2 separate regions of the Homo sapiens genome follow, and region 1 is linked to region 2. A link is an interaction called in ENCODE POLR2A ChIA-PET data of the cell type or tissue named here. Cell type or tissue: MCF 10A. All regions are shown on one strand. Each heading gives the region's core, and the rest is flanking DNA. Links, peaks and the distances in the headings are about the cores only. Region 1 has its middle 35 kb from the start of SMCO4. Region 2 has its middle 86 kb from the start of MTNR1B.

What was found. Peaks named below come from ENCODE experiments on the same cell type or tissue, not always from the same donor. Only the 100,000 strongest peaks of a DNase experiment are listed, where the experiment ranks them.
Region 1: POLR2A ChIA-PET joins it to region 2 with 5 read pairs; 2 of 35 experiments call an interaction of 5 or more read pairs at or near these places.

Annotation. Positions count from the first base shown.
Region 1 is chr11:93,572,727-93,583,281 of GRCh38, reverse strand. No RefSeq gene overlaps it. Among named protein-coding and RNA genes, the nearest start is that of SMCO4, 35 kb to the right of the region's middle. In MCF 10A, for the core only: no CTCF peak of the experiment used is centred there; a DNase peak (open chromatin) is centred at 6,211.
Region 2 is chr11:93,049,969-93,060,523 of GRCh38, reverse strand. It overlaps the pseudogene RPL26P31. Among named protein-coding and RNA genes, the nearest start is that of MTNR1B, 86 kb to the right of the region's middle. RefSeq lists an enhancer at 4,978-6,177. In MCF 10A, for the core only: a CTCF peak has its summit at 5,109; a DNase peak (open chromatin) is centred at 5,423.

The DNA of each region.
Region 1 (10,555 bases), core at 1,417-9,416, 520 kb before region 2:
AAAGGCATCAAATAGGAAAAGAAGAACTCAAAATATCTCTTCACTGATGATATGATTGGCTACCTAGAAAACCCTGAAGACTCTGACAGAAGGCTTCTGGAACTGACTTCAGTAAAGTTTCAGGATACAAAAATCAATGTACAAAACTCAGTAGCATTTCTATACAGAAATGATGTTCAAGCCGAGAGCCAAATCAAGAACACGATCCCATTTACAATAGCCACACACACATGCACAAATACCTGGGAGTACATCTAACCAAGGAGGTGAAAGGTTTCTACAAAAGTTACAAAACACTGCTGAAAGAAATTGTAGATGACATAAACAAATGAAAAAACATTTCATGCTCATGGATTGGAAGAATTGATATCATTAAAATGGCCATACTGCCCAAAGCAATCTATAGATTCAATGTCATTCCTATCAAACTATCAATGCCATTTTTGACAGAACTAGAAAAAACTATTCTAAAACTCATATGGAACCAGAAAAATAGCCCAAATAGCCAAAGCAATCTTAAGCAAAAGGAACAAAGCCAGAAGCATCACACTGCCTAACTTCAAACTATACTATAAGGCTACAGTAACTGAAACAGCTTGGTACTGTTACAAAAACAGACACATAGGTCACTGGAACAGGATAGAGAACCCAGAAATAAAGCCATATACCTACAGCCACGTGATCATCATTAAAGATGACAAAAATAGGCAATGTGGAAGGGACTCCCCATTCAATAAATAATGCTGGTATAGCTGGCTGGATGTATGTAGAAGAATGAAACTGAACCCCTAGCTTTCATCATATACAAAAGATGAATTGGCCGGGCGTGGTGGCTCATGCCTGTAATCCCAGCGCTTTGGGAGGCCGAGGCAGGCGGATCACGAGGTGAGGAGATTGAGACCAACCTGGCTAACACGGTGAAACCCTGTCTCTACTAAAAGTATAAAAAATTAGCCAGGCGTGGTGGCGGGTGCCTGTAGTCCCAACTACTTGGGAGGCTGAGCCAGGAGAATGGCATGAACCCAGGAGGCGGAGCTTGCAGTGAGCCGAGATCAGCCGCTGCACTCCAGCCTGGGAAACAGTGCAAGACTCTGTCTCAAAAAAAAAAAAAAAAAGAAAAGATGAATTAAAGATTTAAATGTAAGACCTCAAACTTCAAGAATCTAGAAGAAAACCTCAGAAAGACCCTGTGGACATTGGCCTTGGGAAAGAACTTACGACGAAATCCTCAAAAGTAATTGCAACAGAAGCAAAAATTCACAAGTGGGATTTAATGAAACTAAAGAGTTTCTGCACAGCAAAAGAAACTATCATCAGAGGAAACAGAAACCCTACAGAATGGGAGAAAATATTCACAAACTACACATCTGTCAAAGATCTAATACCCATAATCTATACAGAACTTAAGCAATTCAACAAGCGAAAAACAAATAACCCCGTTAAAGAGTGGGCAAAAGACGGGAACTTCTCAAAGAAGACATGCAGGCAGCTAACAAACATGAAAAAATGCTCAACATCACTGATCATCAGAGAAATGCAAATCAAAACCAAAATGAGATACCATCTCACACCAGTCAGAATGGCCATTATTAAAACGTCATAAACGACAGAAGCTGGTGAAGCTGCAGGTAAAAGAGAACACTTATACACTGTGAAGGAATGTAAATTAATCCAGCCAATGTGGAAAGCAGTTTGGAGATTTCTCAAAGAACTTAAAACAGAACTACCATTCAACTCAGAAATCCCATTACTAGATATATACTCTAAGGAAAATAAGTCATTCTACCAAAAGACGCATGTACTTGTATGTTCATTGCAGTACTATTCACAATAGTAAACACATGGAATGAACCCAGGTGTCCATCCAAGATGGACTGGATAAAGAAAATGTGGTACATATACACCATAGAATACTATGCAGCCATAAAAAGAAAGAACAAACTAATGCCTTTGGCAGCAACATGGATGCATCTGGATGCCATAATCCAAAGGAACAGAAAACCAAATACTGTGTGTTCTCACTTATAAGTGGGTGCTAAACATTGGGTACTCATAGACATAAAGAGGGCAATAATAGACACTGGAGGCTAAAAGAGGGGAGAGGTTGAAGAGGGCAAGGGTTGCAAAACTACCTATTGGGTACTATGCTCACTACATGGGTGATGGGATCATTCATACCCCAAACCTCAGCATCACACAATATATCTATGTAACAATTCTGCACATTTGCCCCTGAATCTAAAATAAAAGTTGAAATTATATGAAATGAAAAATAAATAAATATGCTTAAGTGGAAAAAATCAAATATTTTATAGCTACATGAGGTAGTATTTTTAGATAGCTCTCATGTATATCCTCACTGAAGGCCTTGATTCCAGGCTGAGTTGATTGCTTTTTCCTTATATTTATTAAATTTGAGAGGAAAGATTTGTTTCTACATCTGTTTCCTCTGCTAGAGCAGTGGTTCCTTGAGAGCAATGATCTTATTTATTTCTGTATCTTCTGCACCCGCTATATGGCCCTCAAAATTTGTTTATTGGATGAACGACTATCAAGGAGATTTAAATGTTATTGACTAGTAAACATTGCCCAAATGTTTTAAGGCAGATTAGACTGAGACTCATTAATTACTGCTACCATCATTCTAATATATCTTGCTCTCAATTATATTATTTATAGAATTTTTAAAAGCTGGTTTTTAGTTTAAGGTCAACATTTATTAGAATGGGGAGAGCTAAGCATGTTTGCAGGAAGGAAAGAAACCAGGAGAGTGATACTTGCATGGCCCTCCTCTGGGAATGCAAAGTGACTTTCAAATTATCCCAAGTCAGACATAATCAAGAAAGTAAATATATTGAAGGACAGCCAAATACCCGTGACACAATGCAAAGCATTTAAAAAGTCATCTTGTGCTGCAGATTACACACATTGTTGCTCCCCTCAATAGTGTATGTAATAGTAAATTGGCTCTAATTATTAATACCAATAATACTATTCACTGAGAAATCAATTTATAATAGAGGATTATTCAGCTACCAAGCTCCTGGGGCTATAGCTAAGCACCTGCCAGAGAGGCAGTCATGAGGTATTATTATTATTAATTATCTGTCCAATTATTTCTCCCTTAGGAACAGCAACAGTATACATGCCACATCTAAGGAGGGGAGGAGGGGCCCATCTGTGTTCACCCCACTGCTTCAGGGTCCTTCTAACAAAGAGATTGTGCTGCGGTGGCCCCAAGAACCTTCCAGCAGGTAACACAGGTCCTTAAGAAGCCTTCAGAGCTGCATCAAAGTGCAGCAGGGGAGACTACAGTGTGTTGTTCCCCTCTTCCTCTGTCACTTTCCATTCCCCCGGCTCCCTTCCTTCCAAACCTGCTCTTTTCTGCCCATTCTCAGGAAAACCTTCCCTCAGCTCTACCACTCTCTCGAGCTAATCTTTTCCATTGTGCTCCCAAGCAAACTCTTTTCTTTGAGATAGCTTGGGAAAATGATGAAAGGGCAGTGGTGAAGCATCCTTAAGTTGAATGGGGCTTTTAAAAAAAGTTGTAAAATACACATACAATTTACCACTTAAACCAGTTAAAAGTGTGCAATTTAGTGGCATTTAGTACATTCACAGTGTTGTAAAACCATCACCACTATGCAGCTTCAGAACATTTCCATCTACCCGTAAAGAAACCCGCATCAGTTAAGCAGCCACTCCCCTTCCCTCCTCCCACTCAGCCCCTAGCAATGACTAATCCACTTGTTGTCTCTATGGATTTGCATATTCTGAATATTTTATATTCAGTATGTGACCTTTTGTGACTAGCTTCTTTCACTTAGGTTTATCCACTTTGTAACACACATCAGTTCTCCATTCTTTTTTATGACTGGATAGTATTCCATTATATGGATATACCATATTTTGTTGATCAGTTAATGGATATTTAGGTTGTTTCCACCAAATTTAGATTGTTTTAAGGATAGATTCTATGCAATATCTCCATATCCTTAATCTATTGAGATTTGGCATCTTCTCTAACAAGGGTAACAATCAGTAATGATGACAGCCCATGGTTATGGGAGAGCTTGCCCTGTTCTGGACATCATACAGAATATTTTGCAAGCATAATCCCATTTAACCCTGATAAGAGCAGAAGCTTGTGTAGTTTGCTTTCACACTAGCATCCCAGCAGAGGGGCCAGGGCTAAAATCTAATCCAGACTTCATTGGTTCAGCTGAGCCCCTTGCTCAGGTTGTATCTGTCCTGAGAGGGAGGCACTGGGCTCCAGTGTGCCCAAAAGCAGCTCTGTTAACGGCTCTTCGAGGTAAACATTATCATTATTCCCAACTTGTATTTAAGAAAAGTGAAAGTGAGAATTAGAGAGTTTCCGTAACTTATTCAAGATCACACATCTAACAAAGGGGAGGAAGCCTGGGCTTGAAGCCAGATCTGGGTCCAAATTATTAGCCACTGCCCTATTCTAGGATAATGTTGGGATGGACATCAGTAGCCTCCTTTCTTCTTCCAAGATTTTCTTTTACCATAACCCAAAGTTAAAGATATATCTTACTCTGTGACCCAGAACACAATACACATATATAACAGAGAAAAATTTCATGGAACTACACTTAACCTTAGTACCTGCAATACACTTTTCTATTCTATTTAATTTTTTTAAAAGAAATACTGGTCAGACTCTACTAAATTGGTTTCTAACAGGCTGTTGCCCACAGTTTAAAAACCACTGTTGAAGTCCACTTTTTTTGTCTTTATTTTACTCGACCTTTTTGTGGCAGTTGACACTTAGATAAGATTCTGTTATCTTGAAACTCAGTCTCTTTGCAGATCACCCTTTCATGGGCTTCAGAACACATTTCCAGCTTTCTTCCTGCACCTCGACCAACATGTCTTGTATGGCCTGGTGCGGTGGCTCATGCCTGTAATCCCAGCATTTTGGGAGGCCGAGGCGGGTGGTTCACTTGGAGTCAAGAGTTCGAGACCAACCTGGCCAACATGGCGAAACCCCATGTCTACTAAAAGTACAAAAATTAGCCGGGTATGGTGGTGGGCACCTGTAATCCCAGCTACTTGGGAGGCTGAGGCGGGAGAATTGCTTGAGCTCAGGAGGCGGAAGTTGCAGTAAGCTGAGATCGTGCCATTGCATTCCAGCCTGGGCGACAAGAGTGAAACTCTATCTCAAAAAAAAAAAAAAAAAAAAAGTCTTGTATGTACTTCCTGCCTCCTTCTCCAACCTTTTAAAGCTGCTCTTTCTCCACTGCTCCCCAGCTCACTTTGATGTGTTCTCTACCTTCCCAGTCTCCTGAAATATATAAAGAACTCTTCCAACCAAGAGTTGAATAGAGTTCAACCAAGATTAAATAGACATTTTTTTTCTTTTTTAGAGACAGGGTCTCACTTTGTCACCCAGGCTGGAGTGCAGTGGCATGATCATAGCACATTGCAGCCTCAAACTCTTAGGATCAAGTGATCTTCCCTCCTCAGCCTCCCAAAAACAAAGCTGGGACTACAGGCATATGCCATCACATTAAGATAATTTTTTTTTTTCCTAGAGACAGGGTGTTGTTATGTTACCGGGCTGGTCTCAAACTTCTGGTTGCAAGCTGTCTTCCCACATTAGCCTCCCAAAACTCTGGAATTACAGGCATGAGCCACTGCACCCAGCCTGAATAGACAATTTTTAAAAGAATATGTACAAATGGACAAGCACATGAATAGATGCTCAACACCATTAGTCATCAGACAAATAAAAATTAAATTCACAATGAGACACCATTATACACCCACAAGAATGTCTAAAATTTAAAAGACTGACAAGCAAGTGTTGGCAATGATATGGAGCAACTGGAGCTTGCCTGTATTGCTGATGGGAATATAAAATGGTACAGCCACTTTGGAGACTGATTGACGGTTTCTTGTACAGTTCACTTCACACTTACCATGTGCTTTAGCAATTTCACTCCTAGCTATTTCCCTCATGAGAAATAAAAACATATGTCCACGCAAAGACTTGTACATAAATGTTCATAGCAGCTTCATTTATTTATTTATTTTGAGGCAAGGTCTTGCTCTGTCTCCCATGCTGGAGTGCAGTGGTGTGATCTCAGCTTACTGCAACCTCCGCCTCCTGGGTTCAAGCGACTCTTATGACTCAGCCTCCAGAGTAGCTGGGATTACAGGCATGCAGCACTATGTCTGGCTAATTTTTCTATTTTTAGTAGAGATGTGATTTCACCATGTTGGCCAGGCTGGTCTCCAACTCCTGGCCTCAATTGATCTGCCTGACTCGGCCTCGCAAAGTGCTGGGATTACAGGCATGAGCCACCACACCCAGCTTCATAGCAGCTTTATTTGTAATAGCCCCATATTGGAACCAACTCAAACATCCATCAGCAGGTGAATAAATAAATTAAACATGGTATATCCACAAAAGGGAACATTACTTGGCAATACAAAGGCACAAACTACTTATAAAGACCAAAAAATTGATGAATTTCAAAAATATTATGCAGACACAATATTTTAACATGAAGGCAGACAAAAGGGTTCACACTGTACAATTCTACTTTTATGAAATTTTTATGAAATTTCAGAAAAGAAAAAAACTAAGTTATAATGACAGAAAACACATTCGTGGCTATCTGGATTTGGCAGAGTCAGAGAGTGGTTTACTCACTATAGAAGTCCTAGGATAACTTTTTGGATGATGGAAATATTCTATATCTTGGTTGTGCTTACATGAATATATGCATTTGCCCAATCTTACTGAACTGTATACTTAAAATAGGTGCATTTTTATTTTATGTAAAGTATATCTTTATAAAATTGATTTATCTGGCCAACTGGGATTTTAAAATGTTTTCCACTTCCTCCTTTTTGTTACTCCCTACAACTAATGAATTATGAAATCTGCTCACTCGACTTCAAACATTTATCTCCAGTGAGTTTCTCTTGTCACCCTCTCAACTGCTCAGTATTAGTTTAGGTCCCCAGCTCCTCTCCACTGTACCAGTCTGAGAACCTCTGGTCTTGCTCCCCTCCCCTACTCAATCCAGCCAACATCTTCCTTCTCACCACTTCTATTCATACTCCCTTAATGAAATTCTTCCATTGGCTGCCTTTTGTCCATAGGTTGAGATACAGATTCCTTCCTTCAACAAATACTTGTTGGAAAGAGGCAGGCATTTGGCACATCGAGAAGAACCATTTCATAAATTTGTCCCTTTTCAGGCTCATCGTTAGTTACATTGAATTTTCACGACTCCTCATCTCTTATATGCTGACCCTGTCACTGGTTTTACCTTTCTGTCTCTCTCTTCCCATTTATTTCTGAAGGTCTAGCTGAGATATTTCCTTGTCTGTGAAGATTTTACCCAGGCAGACATAGGGATCTCAGAACCTTTTATGTAATCCTAACACAACATTGGTTGGTTATTGCTTCATTGTGTCTGTGAAGTCTGTTTCCTTTGTAGACTGTGTATGATTTGATGTTACAGACTCTGCCATGGTCATACCTGTGCCTCTAACAACTAATATGTTGGGGCTTAAAAAATCTTTATTGAATTACAAGAATCAGACACATACATTGGCCATATTTCTATTGACGATGAAGTTAGCAATATAAATTCTCCTATTAAAATTGTTTTCCTCTCCTATTCTCCCATATCTTTTATCAATGCCTCTCTTGTATCACTTATTATTCTTCCACTAGATTGTGAACTTAAATTTTTTTTGAAATATTTTAAGCACCTAGAAAAGTACTGTATAGGGAATAGTAAAAAAAACCTCCTAGGTACTCTCATTTTGTCAAATCTTAGCATTTTTGCTTTGTTTCAGATGTTTTCAAAAAGTAAATGTAACATTTGTTTATACAGTGGAAGCCTCCTGGCACCCTTTCCCAATGCCATTCCCGTCCTCCCTTTTGAAGGCAATCACTCTCCTAAGTTTGGTGTTTTTCATTTATTTGCATATTTTTATACCACGTATGTATGAATTCATAAACAATTCATGGTATTGCTTTACATATTTTAAAACTTTATACAAATAATATAATGCTGCAGATATTCTGCAATTTGATTTTTGTTTTGGCTCAACATTATATTTTTAGATTTATCCATGTTGATAGTTGTAACTATAATTTTTTTTAAATTTCAAGTTCCGGGGTATATATGCAGGATGTGCAAGTTTGTTATATAGGTAAATATGTGCCATGGTGGTTTGCTTCACCTATCAATCGATCACCTAGGTATTAAGCCCAGCATGCACTAGCTATTTTACCTGATGTTCTTCCTCCCCCATCCCTCCACCACCAGGCCCCTGTGTGTGTTGTTCCCCTCCCTGTGTCCATGTGTTTACATTGACTTGTAACTATAATTTAATGAGTAAGTTACAGCATGTATGCATGCATGAATATTCAACTAGATGTAGTCTGACTCTGTAAGCAGAGAATATGTTATGTAATGCAGTCAGGATTATTATAATTTGCCTGTCATAATACATGACATTCCTTTTTTTGGCTACTGTGCAGAAGACCATGCCACAATACAGTACAGACATCCCTGAAGTGACAATTCACTAAGAATCAGGGCTGGAAAACATTTTTAATAAGCTAGAGAGATGGACCAAATCTATGAATTTGAAATTTTACACTGACAAACGTAAAACATGGCATTTGGGTACAAAAAAAGTTCAATGGTACAAATATAGGATGGGGGAGATGTGGCTTGGAAGCAGAACATGGGCCAGCCTCAGTGGCTCATGCCTGGAATCTCAGCACTTTGGGAGACTGAGGCAGGAGTCTTGTTTGAGGCCAGAAATTCGAGCCTGCAGTGAGCCATGATTGCCCCACTGCAATCTGGCCTGGGTGACAGAGTGACACTCTGTCTCTAAAATAAAATAAAATAAAAAAGAAGCAGAACATGAACAGAAAGTGGACAAGTTGGCAAGGATGGGAAAGGAAGCGCCCGTGGAGAGCCACTGGGATGGCGTCTCTAGAACCAAGATGTTGGGCTGTAGAGTGTGCTCCTCCAGGCTGCTTGGACTACATCTGGGAGAGAGCCTTCAGTTTCTGAGTGTGGAGCTTGTTCAGAGGAAAGTAATGAGAATGGTAGAAGAAAAAGGTAATGGTTCACTTCAAGAAGGGAGTTTGAGGCCAGCGGGATAGTGATAGTTGATTTCCGTGACTGGAAGGGAATTCTCTGTGGCCCCAAGACATATTGGACCAATCTTGCTCCTCTTCCTGAATTCCTTCCTCAGCAGCACATCTACTCTGTCCCACAAGCTGGAAGCCTGGGAGGGGTCCTCAACTCTCACTCATGTTCTTTTCTCCTACCTACCTGATGGTTTTTGAGTCCTGTGAGATCCACATTCTAAACATCATCTTACTTCACTCAGCAGCCTTTCTGCAGTTCCTCCTACCATGAAAACTCTCTTCTGTTGATTTTGTGTGTTGCACGTTTCCCTAAGTTTTCCCCTACATCTAAGAATGCCAGGGCATGAGCAGATTTTTGGACTTGAAGCGTTTTTATTTTGGGGGGCTATCTTTAAAGGAATACAAAATTATAAATAAAAGGCCTTGGATGGGACTCATACAAGGTAGAGAATTATTTCGCAGCAAATCCACCTCAGGCTTTCTTTCTTTTCTTTCTTTCTTTTTTTTTTTAATGCCCATCTTCTTTTCCAATGCCATGGGGTGGAATTCCTAAAGACACATAAAAGCCCTTTTCTCTTTAATGCTATATACTCCCCTGGCTTTGAAGACTTCCTTCCCATCTTACATGGCCACAACTGACTGATGACTCCTGAGTCTGTATCTCAAGCTCTGGCCTCTCTGTCTGGTGCTTAGACAGTCATCTCCACTTGGGTATTGCAAAGGCACTGCAAACTTCCTGTGGCTTAGGCTGAATCATTATCTTTTCCCTCACCTTCCGGTCCCTTTGTAGGACTCCCATCTCACCAAATGACATCAGCATCTACCCAGTTCCAAAAGCTGGGTACCTGGGCACCATCCTTAACACCTCATCCTCCCCCATGCTTATATCAAACTTATCTTCAGCCTGTCACATTTACCTTAAATACCCCTTCTCATCATCTTCATTGTCACCATCCCTAGCCAAGGTAATGCCACATCTTGGCTGGACCACCACAATAGTCTTCTTCCTTTTTTTTTTCCTTAAAGGTGTTGCTGTTAAAGTCTTAATCTTTTAGTGACATTTTGGGTTCACAGCAAAATTGAGAGGAAGGTACAGGGAGTTCCCATATACCCCTAGTCCTTATACATGCACATCCTCCCCATTATCAACATCCCCCACCGGAGTGCTACATTCGTTATAACTGATAAACCTACAATTGACTCATAATCTCCCAAGGTACATATTTACATTAGGATTCATCCTTGCTGTGGTACATTCTACGGTTTGAGTGATTTGTATCCACTTTATAGTATCATACTGGGTATTTTTACTGCCCTAAAAATCTTTTATGCTCTGCCTATTCATCCCTTCCCTCTGACCTCAACCCTGATCTTTTTACTTTCTCTATACTTGTGCTT
Region 2 (10,555 bases), core at 1,657-9,656:
GCATTAGGAGAAATACCTAATGTAGATGACGGGTTGATGGGTGCAGCAAACTACCATGGCACATGTATGCCTATGTAACAAACCTGCATGTTCTGCACATGTATCCCAGAACTTCACATATAATAATAATAAAAAAGAATATGGCTAAGGATCATGACGTTGTTGGCATGACATAATTGATGAAGTCCTGTTTTGATTTTAACAATTGTCTACACCAACCTGTTCATAAATTCACTGCCCTGCACGATTAAATATCGCAGGAAGTCCTCCATAGATTAGATATAGCTTGCCTATAAAGACTGGTAGCACCAGATAATTTTCTTTAGAAACAAATCTCTGATAACACCTTATCTCTATTTCCCATTAGGTTTGCCTTACACACATACACACCCACAAAGCTGATTCCAGAATTAAAGAGCTTGGCTAGTATATCACTGCCTTCCAAAGGATTCAGCAGCCAGAAGAGCACGCTTTACAGTCATAATAATCACACAGATAGGGCCACCTTGCAGAGTTTCTTTTTCACCTTTTTCTTCATCCCTTGCTGTCTTTATCACAAACCATGGCCTGCTGCTGCACAACAAAGCTGGAGGCTTCATTCTCCCTCTTTTTGAAATAATCAGACCCAGGGGTCTTTAACTTGTCAAAACTGGCTTTGCTGCCCTTTCCCAGTGTTCAGTGTGACACCATTATCTTGAGAACCATTATGTCATAGAGCTATAATACTTGGGGTGTGCAGAAATAACTCTCAGTGTGATGCCTAGGTGACAATTCACTAGAGTGTTCACCTGGGTAATTACCTAGAGATGGGTGCCAATCCTCCTCTGTGATGCTGACAGTCTCGGGGCCAGGCATGCTAAAGACTCCTGTTCTGTAATGTATGCTGCAGTTAAGCAGGCTCTGAAGATACTTGCTAGAGTTCATGTGGAGTTTTTGGCATCCTTCCACAAACTAAAGCCACATCATCATCTCTGAATTGAATTTTTCAAGAGGACATACGCTAAGAAGGTGAAAACTGATAGTTGCAAACTTCCAGACTTCTCACTAAAGTCATATCGGAAAGATCTGACCATAGCTCAACCTTCCCCCTCCAGCAGCAATTTTACTAATACTTCGCGGGTTCAAAGCAACCACTCTTTAAAGCAATAACCCTCAAAATATTCTGTTTACAGTCTGATAATCTCAGTGCAGCTAGGAAAAAAGCTTCCTGCTTACAGTTGAGTTGGTGAACATAATCACCAAAAGCTCTGTGGGAATGTCTTTAAAACGCCAAACTTCACAAATCTCAGGAATGTTATCAGCCACTTGCAGACTACATTTACTCTTAAAGCACAGCAAGTCCCCACTATGGCTTTATAAACATAGAGGAGTCTGCTGACAGATCTTTGCCTGTGTGCAGTAGAGCATAAATATTAGCTTTCCACCAACACTTGAGAGCAGGGCAGACAAACCTGTCCATTAGAGTGAATACAATTTGGCCTTTCCAAGATCAAAATGATGTTTTTCAGTGTCTGCAGAATTACCATTATTAATATGTGAGTGTTCTTCCTCTTTTTCCTGAAAGTAATAGAAACTTGTGCTGTGAACATCAGGCATCATCTCTCCAGTCTTTGAACCATTAGTGTAAGCAGATAGCATTTATTCAATGCCCCCACAAACAGGAATCCTTGGGTTCCAGAGGCAAGACTAATTCATGCCGACTTAGAAAACCAATCCCGAAGAGAATGGAATTGACCATAGTCCTGGTATAAATCACCTCCCAGGTTGTTTAAATCCAATCCCAGCACTCTGGCTCCCCTCTTTGAAACAGGTGAAGATAATAGAAGCCCTAGAAGATAATAACCATTACATTCCCAGGCCATTGTGCCTCTTGTGAAAGTTGTCAGAATCAAAACAGGGTCACTTGTGTTAAGAACCCTGACAAACAGAACCAGGGAAGGCCATGAAGAGAGAGCTCTCATGCACAAATGGCTGATAACAAAAAACCACAACCTTGCACAAAGGCCATTGCAACCTCACACACAAAAAATACTCCTGCAAGGACATCTCCCTAGAAACTGCCAGCCAGCCTGATCTGGTGCCACTTTTGTTATTGATCCTTGTAGCCAAGAATAATTATCTCAAAACAATTATGTAATTCCCCCCAACTTTTTCTTTAAAACCCTTCATCTGCCTTTACCTCCTTGAATATGCACATAGTTTACCATGTCACAGATATTCCCATTGCAATGCCCTATTCTTGAATAAATATCATTTTTCTTTTAGAGAGCCTCTCTCTGTTTGTTACTTAGGTTGACACTCCATTGATCATGTAGGCATGTCATATGGAAATGTCATCGTGGCATTTCTTGCTAGAAACCTCAGTCCTTGGAAAACTAGGATGAAATGATCCTTCCAAGCAGAGGAGGCCATGTGGGAGTAAAAAAGCCAGCATGCATGGAGTAAGAGGATAGACTCACACACACAAACATAGAAGCCAGGTAGAATAGAGAGAGAGAGGACAGCATGCTTCACTAGAGACTCACCCTCACTGCACATATATTTGAAAGATATATTTTGTATCTTTCATTACAAGTCGTCTAAGTAATGACTTTACATTATAGAATACCAGCTGTATTCAGAATCTATATATTCTTATTGTAATGCCATAACTTTGTCTACTGATGAAACAACTTATTCTTTTCATATCACTGGGAAATCTTTCCTCTGTCAGCTAGTATCATCTGACAGCTATAATATTTCAGAACTGTCATGATACCTACATATTTCTGATTTTGAAACTTTTTTTTTTTAAGTGGGGAACGTGTCCCATATTCCCCAGAAAACTCAAGGCCTGTGGAAATGTGTTTAGCTTCAGGGAATAAAAATGCAGTCAGGGCTACAGATGCTGGCAAAGTTGTGGAGAAAAAGGAACACTTATACACTGTTGGCAGGAGCATAAATTAGTACAAACATTGTGAAAACTTTGTGAAGATTTCTCAAAGACCCAAATATAGAAATACCATTCGACCCAGCAATCCCATTACTGGGATTATATATACCCCCCCCCCATATAAATCATTCTATTCTAAAGACACATGCATGCATATGTTCATTATATTGCTATTCACAATAGCAAAGACATGGAATCAACCTGAATGTCAATCAGTGATAGAAAGGACAAAGAAAATGTGGTACGTATACACCATGGAATACTATGCAGCCATAAAAAAGAATATCAGCCGGGCATGGTGGCTTATGCCTGTAATCCCAGCACTTTGGGAGGTGAGGTGGGTGGATCACCTGAGATCAGGAGTTCGAGACCAGCCTGGCCAATGTGGTGAAACTCGTCTCTGCTAAAAATACAAAAAAATTAGCCGGGCCTGGTGGCAGGCATCTGTAATCCCAGCTACTCAGGTGGCTGAAGCAGGAGAATCACTTGTACCCGGGAGGCGGAGGTTGCAGTGAGCCAAGATTGCACCATTGCACTCCAGCCTGGGCAAGAAGAGTGAAACTCTGTCTCAAAAAAAAAAAAAAAAAAAAAAACCAAAAACAAACAAACAAGATCATATCCTTTGCAGGGACATGGATGGAGCTGGAGGCCATTATCTTCCGCAAACTAATGCAGAAACAGAAACAGAAAACCAAATACTACATATTCTCAGTTATAAGTGGGAGCTAAATGATGAGAATACATGGAAGCCTAGAGGGGAATGACACACACTGGAGCCTATCGGAGAGTGAAGGGTGGGAGGAGGGAGAGGATCAGGAAAAATAACCAATGGATATTAGGCTTAATACCAGGGTGAGGAAATAATCTGAATAACACACCCCCAAAGATACATGTTTATCTATGTAACAAACGTTCACATCTTGCACATGTACCCTTGAACCTAAAATAAAAGTAAAAAAAATGCAGTCAGGAGAGTGGGGCTCTGTGGATATTGACATCCTTCCCGAGGCATCAGGTTCAGAGCAATCTCTCACTAAGTAACTGTCTACTGTAATGTACTCATCCTAAGACTTTGAATTGTGGTTGTAAACAGTCTTGAAAATCAGTAGCAATAAATGCATTTAAATATTATTAAAATTGGTCCCCAAGCTCTCCCTCTAACTTCACTTGAACATGAGTGCTGCATAATTTAATATGAGGTGTGTAGCCTTGTTTCTTGTACACGTTCAGAGTATTTTGGGGGTCCAAAACCAAAGATACTTATCCTTCAAAAAAGCCCTCCACATATTCCAATTAATACTCAGGGTCTTTTTCAAATTCTTGGTATTAGCTCCCCGTTAGTCATATTGATAATATCCCTTGTGTATTATAATCTTTCTAGTCTTAAATGCTTCTCAGCAGCCATGAACTCTTCAGATTATCTCCATGAGGATTAAACAACAGAAACTACCTGGACAAGAATCACAGAATCTAATGAGATTCTAGTTTGCTCCTACAAAGGTCTACAGAAAAGAAAATGTGATGACCAAGAGTAATGATAGGTAGTTGGTCACACTCTGAGTTCAGCTGAGAGAATCACTGGAAGAAAGCAATGGTTAAAAAAAAAAATGGAGGTCATAGTTTAGATATAATCCAAGGCCAATTGCCCATAGCCAGGTAGCCAAAGCTGAAGTCATCCTAATTTTTCAGAAATGGTAGCCCTAATCATAAATGAAACACAAAATAAAAGCTTTACGTTTTTGCCAGCAGGATTCGGTAAAAGTAAACTAATCAGCAAAAGTCAGATCAGCTTAAACAGCTCTACTTGCCCTAAAAGAATGTTAATGTGTAACAACCAATTACAAAAAAGGTCACAATACTTCCTCCTTAATGCTTTATAAACTGCACAGTAACTGTTGTAAGCAGAGCTTCTTTTTTTTTTTTTTTTTTTTTGAGACAGAGTCTCACTCTGTCGCCCATGCTGGAGTGCAGTGGCGCCATCTCGGCTCACTGCAAACTCCGCCTCCCAGGTTCACCCCATTCTCCTGCCTCAGCCTCCCGAGTAGCTGGGACTACAGGCGCCCGCTACCATGCCCGGCTAATGTTTTGTATTTTTAGTAGAGACAGGGTTTCACCATGTTAGCCAGGATGGTCTTGATCTCCTGACCTCATGATCCACCTGCCTTGGCCTCCCAAAGTGCTGGGATTACAGGCGTGAGCCACCACGCCTGGCCATAAGCAGAGCTTCTTACCTCTTCTGGTTTGAAGCCTCCCAGTTCCCCAGCTATTCTTTTGAGTGCACAATAAACTCTTACAATTTTTAAATCTGATCTGATTTTTTTGACAAAACTTTCATTCCTGTGTCTTTGAGGAAGTGCACCAAAAGCACTCACCACTCCGTGTCTCTCTTGAAAGCTAATCTCTGTGGTGGTGTTTTTCCACTGTGCCAATCTGAAGAGGCCCAGAGGAGGGAGAAACAGTGTAGGCCACTTTTCATGCTGTGATGACAGACAGCTGAATCATCCTGAATGTGTGCAATTGCATGGGTGTTTATTACTACAAGTTACATGGTGTTTGCCACAGATATGAGTCAACCCAGGAGCATCCTCATATTTGTCATCTTGTAATAATAATCAGAGTATGAAAGTACAAAAACCATTTGGGGGCGTTGATGACCTCTCAGAAACAGAGCTTTCCCATCCACCATGGCCACATTAATAGAAACATCTCTTTATTTTCAGATGATTTACTTTTTAATTAAAAATTATTTTGTAGATTAGATGTGATTCCAGGTTATTACAGTATTTATAGCATTGTCATGTATTTGCGTTTTTATATTTTCTCTGGTAACAAAGAGATGGAAGTACATATACAGTCATAAGTATACTCAAAAAAGTGAATTTCTTATATGAATGCCACCACCTCATTAGTTTCCATCAAAAAAAAAAATTAAACTAATTCAGTAAAATAACTTTGGGTAACAACCATGTGCTGGAAAAAAAAAGAAAAAAGAAACATCTCTCCTCTGTATCTTTTTTTCTGAAAGAAAGACCCTGAGCCTTGTGAACTATCCCCACCTGCACCAGCAGTGTCCTACCTTAGCAACACTTTGTAAGAGCTCCGGCAAGACATGAGTGAGTCTCCAAGTGATGAGAATCCACCCGATGCTGATTACTACAATGAATCATCTGAGTAGGAAGAACAGATTTTACCTTTTCATGTACACTCCCAATTTTATCCTTTACCGCTATCAACCTATGATCAGTATACTTTGAAATACTCTGCAACCAGGGATTCCACAGCACAGAAATGGGTGAGGACGATGGGCTATTTACACCTTCTCTTGATAATGGGAGCTGGAATGAAAACCTCTGGGTCTTGCACTGACCATAAGTCTCTGCAAACTCCTGATGATCACCTCACATGTCAGGGGTCTGTATAAGATAGTGTCTGGTTTGGATTTCCAAAAGAAAATGTGGGGTCATATTCAGCACAATAACAATTTCACATAGGAATTCTCGGTTTCTGAAAATAAATAAATAAATAAATAAATAAATAAATAAATAAATAAATAAAACCTCCCCATCATTACTCTTGGCTACTTCAGCCTCCTTCCCCATAGCTCCTGTGTGGTCCCCAGAGCCCCAGAGCCCATGTTTCTGATGCATTGTGTGGGGGAACTGCACAAAGCATCTCCCCACTGTATCTCAGGAAAGCTGGGGGCAGCCCCGTGGCAGTTTGGTGCTGCTAAAGCTTGTATCACAGGCTGACAACAGAGATGCCCTCTCTATCCTAGGGACTGAGGCTTCTATGGCAGCAAAACAACAACAAAAAATATAAAGAAATAGCCAGCAGCTCTGTCTCAACCAAATCCTTGGGGCTGTCGGATACATTCTCCCTAAACACTGTACCTTAACATCATCTGCTGTATTCATAATAATCCGTGTTTCTAACTTCAATTCTTTTATTGTGAGCATCTAAGCATTTCCTTCATGATGGATGATAGCTTTGCTGTGTTAACATCATGGTGACTTTTCTTTCCCTTTCAGCCAACTACAGCAGTATTATCATCTATCTACATACTAATATTTAAACATACATATTTGTGATTTTAAAGTTTCCGACAACACATACTTGTAGCACAATTTCCAGCTATTAGCAGACAAACCACTTGCACTTTTTTGCTGATCTAGGGGTGTCAGAGGTGGTATTGGCATCTGATTACTCATTTTTCTTGCAGCTTCTGTCACATTCATACAACAAACAGCCATGATCATTATATAGAAGACAGAAATATATTTCCCAGAAATATTTTTTTTTGTTGGCGGGGGGAAAGAGCTTAGAGTCCTCAACCAATTTCAAACATACTTCCCTACTGAACCTTGAAAATAAAACATCTTCATTCACCTTGTCCTGTATGGTATAATTGGACACATGGGTGGAAGGGGTACAACAAAATTCCACCAAGCATTATTGAAACATGTAAGAACTGCCTCATAGTCGCCCCCAAACTATTTGCTTCAGATTGCTGTAAGCAAATCTGAGGTTTGCAAAAGTGAGGCTCAGGGACCTATCTGGGTGAACTGATGGGGTTATTGGGTGGGCCATCCATTCAGCCCCTAATGTGGAGAAGAAAGGAATGGGCTAAAGTTACCGCCCCACATCCATAGGCAAAAAATGAAACATGAATTGAGAGGCATCTCTCACCTTCGGATAACCAGACTAATTACTATAAAAATAGTCATCTCTTTTTTTGTGGCCATCGCCGAAGTGGCAGTGACCAAAATGAAATTCAATCCATTTATCACTATAGACTGAATCAAGAACCATAAAGGACATTTCAATAAGCCTTCCCACATTCTCAGGAGGATTACATTTTCCCTTCTTTCCAAAGAGCTAAGACAGAGTACGATGTTCAATCCATGCCCATCTGAAAGGATGATGAAGTTCAGTTGTGTGAGGACACTATAAAGGTCAGCAAATTGGCAAAGTAATCCAGGTTTACAGGATGAAATATGTCATCTACATTGAACAGGTGCGGTGGAAAAAAAGCTAATTGCAAAACCACCCATGTGGGCATTCACCGCAGCAGGGCAGTTATCACCAGGCTAAAGCTGGACAAAGATGCAAAAAGATCCTTGAACAGAAAGCCAATTCTTGCCAAGTGGGAAAGGGAAAGGGAAAATATAAGGAAGAAACAATCAAGATGCAGGAATAAAGTAATCTTATTTACAAATAGTCTATATCTCCGAGTCTGTTCTAGATTATTAGGAAAAGGCTCCTCAACCATGGCCTGAGGAATAAGGAAGTATCTGTGCCCTTCAAGCCATCAAAACCCACCTCATTCTAATATCTCAAAAGAAGATCATCACCCCCTTCCCTCAGGGGTCTGTTTTCTTTCTGGAGCCTTGAATCCTATTTCAGTTGTACTGCAGGTCCAGAGACATCCCACCCCAAAACCCGAAAAGGTTTTTCCTTTCAATCTTTCCTCTTTTTTTTTTTTTCTTTTGAGGCAAGGTCTTTCTCTGTCACCCTGGCTGGAGTGCAGTGGTGCCATCATAGTCCTCACTATAACCTCAAACTCTAGGCTCAAGCTATCCTCATCCTCCTGCTTCAGCCTCCTGAGTATCTAGGTCTATAGGTGCATGTCACCACCACACCCTTCTAATTCTTTCTTTCTTTCTTTCTTTCTTTTTTTTTTTTTTGTAGAGACAGGGTTCCACTATGTTGTACAGGCTGGTCTCCAACTCTGGGCCTCAAATGATCCTCCCAACTCAGTCTCCCAACATGCTGAGATGACAGGCATGAGCCACCCAACCTGGCCAAAAGCTTTTTTATTACATACTATAGAGGAGATGAACATTATACTATCTGACTGTTATACACAACATACTTTCCTGATAATAAGTTTATTTCCTTATTAAGTGGTGAATAGGACATACTTTTGGATCTATCCTACCCATGGCTGTGCTGTCAAACCTTTATTTAATTAAAGGGTGCTATTCTCACATACTGACAAGGAACCCCTACATATTGTTGACAAGACATGCTAATATAAATTACTGTCCACTCCCAAATTAGTGGATAAAAAAATAGTGCTATGCTATAGCAGAAATGAGTCTCTGTGGAGTTATTCTAGCCCTTCCCAGCAATAGTCTCTGGGAGATGAGGAACAAGTCGGTGGAATCCTGGCCAGGATCTGTAGTTTCAAGTCCTTTCCCTGGGAGACTGTGTGTAAAATGAATGGCATGCATGCTTGCGAAGTGTCCTGTTTTAGGCATCATCTCTTAGATATTATATCTTTTAGTGTATGGGATGGGGGAGGTGCATTTTTGTACTGCCAAAAATGGTCAATGTTATCCATTTTGGTGGAAACTTTGAATATGACTCTGTGAGGTTTTTGTACTTTTAAAAATAAAGTATTTAGAATTTTCTGTTTGGTAATTTATTTAAAAATACTATGAATAGTATGGTATAAATCCATGTGCAGGGTAAACTTGATCTACACATTAAGAGAGGTTAGTTGGCATTTGGAGAAAACTAATCAGCAGAATTCACACAGCAGATATAAACGGCGGACACTTCAAATATTGTTATGTAAATGTACACCAGAAGTAAGGCATGCTAGAAATAATTTGTTATTAATGAATGAGTGGTGTTCTAGATATGTGGTTGAGAAAGATTTCACATAAGGGAGATACAAGAATTCAGTAAGCCTTGCAGTCCAACACCTTCAGAGGGGTGGCTGAAATCTAGAATTCCCTTTGTTCCTGTTTTTCCTGAATTAATAAAGGACCATGTTTTCCCCATCTAACTAGAAGCCTTTAGGATATCATGGCACCAGTCTCAAATTGAAATTTCCAGGCAGATACTTGTTGAAATGCATACAAACAGAGAGCAGGACTTTATCATGCTTACAGAAGCAAGCTATGAGACTGTTCTGTGCCAACATGAGAATAAATATTATACCTACGGCAAAATTTGTAAGGGATTTGCTTTTATTGAAATTTAACACCTGAGAGCAATATTGGAGGTAAAGAATTCTGTAGCCTCTGTATTCTCTAATTACCAGAGGCTACTCATATTTTCAAAATAATTTAACAATCACTGAATACAAAATTGGGGTAGGTGCATTTGTAACACATGTATTTTGGGGTTCATTTATGTCACTGGACATAAAGCTCTCCATAGCAACCTCTATGGCAACTTAAATGGAGGGATGTAAATGAATTTAAGATAGAGGAATATGCACAGTAGTAATTCCTAACACCACTCATCCTTCTCGCAAATTCACATGTCAAAACAAACAAAAAGCCCAAATTACATTAATCAGAAAATTTTGTTTAACTGACAGTGTCATTCATCCTAATGACAGAATTCCTCCAGGGAGAAGAACGTTTTCAGAAATTTGGCCAAATCCTTAACCAGATTCCCTCTGTCGGTCCTGCAGCATAGCTAGTTGCTTGCTGATTGCATCTTCTGTTGTTTGAAGGGCAGTTGTTCTCATTAGTATTCACTCACTAGGAAACGGAGTCAGAGGCCACCCTTTCACCAGTTTGCTTCAGGGACTGGTAATGAAAGGAAGAAATCACTCCATGTTTCCAAAAGAGGTATGTGCCATCTCATACAGTTCATAGGGCAATA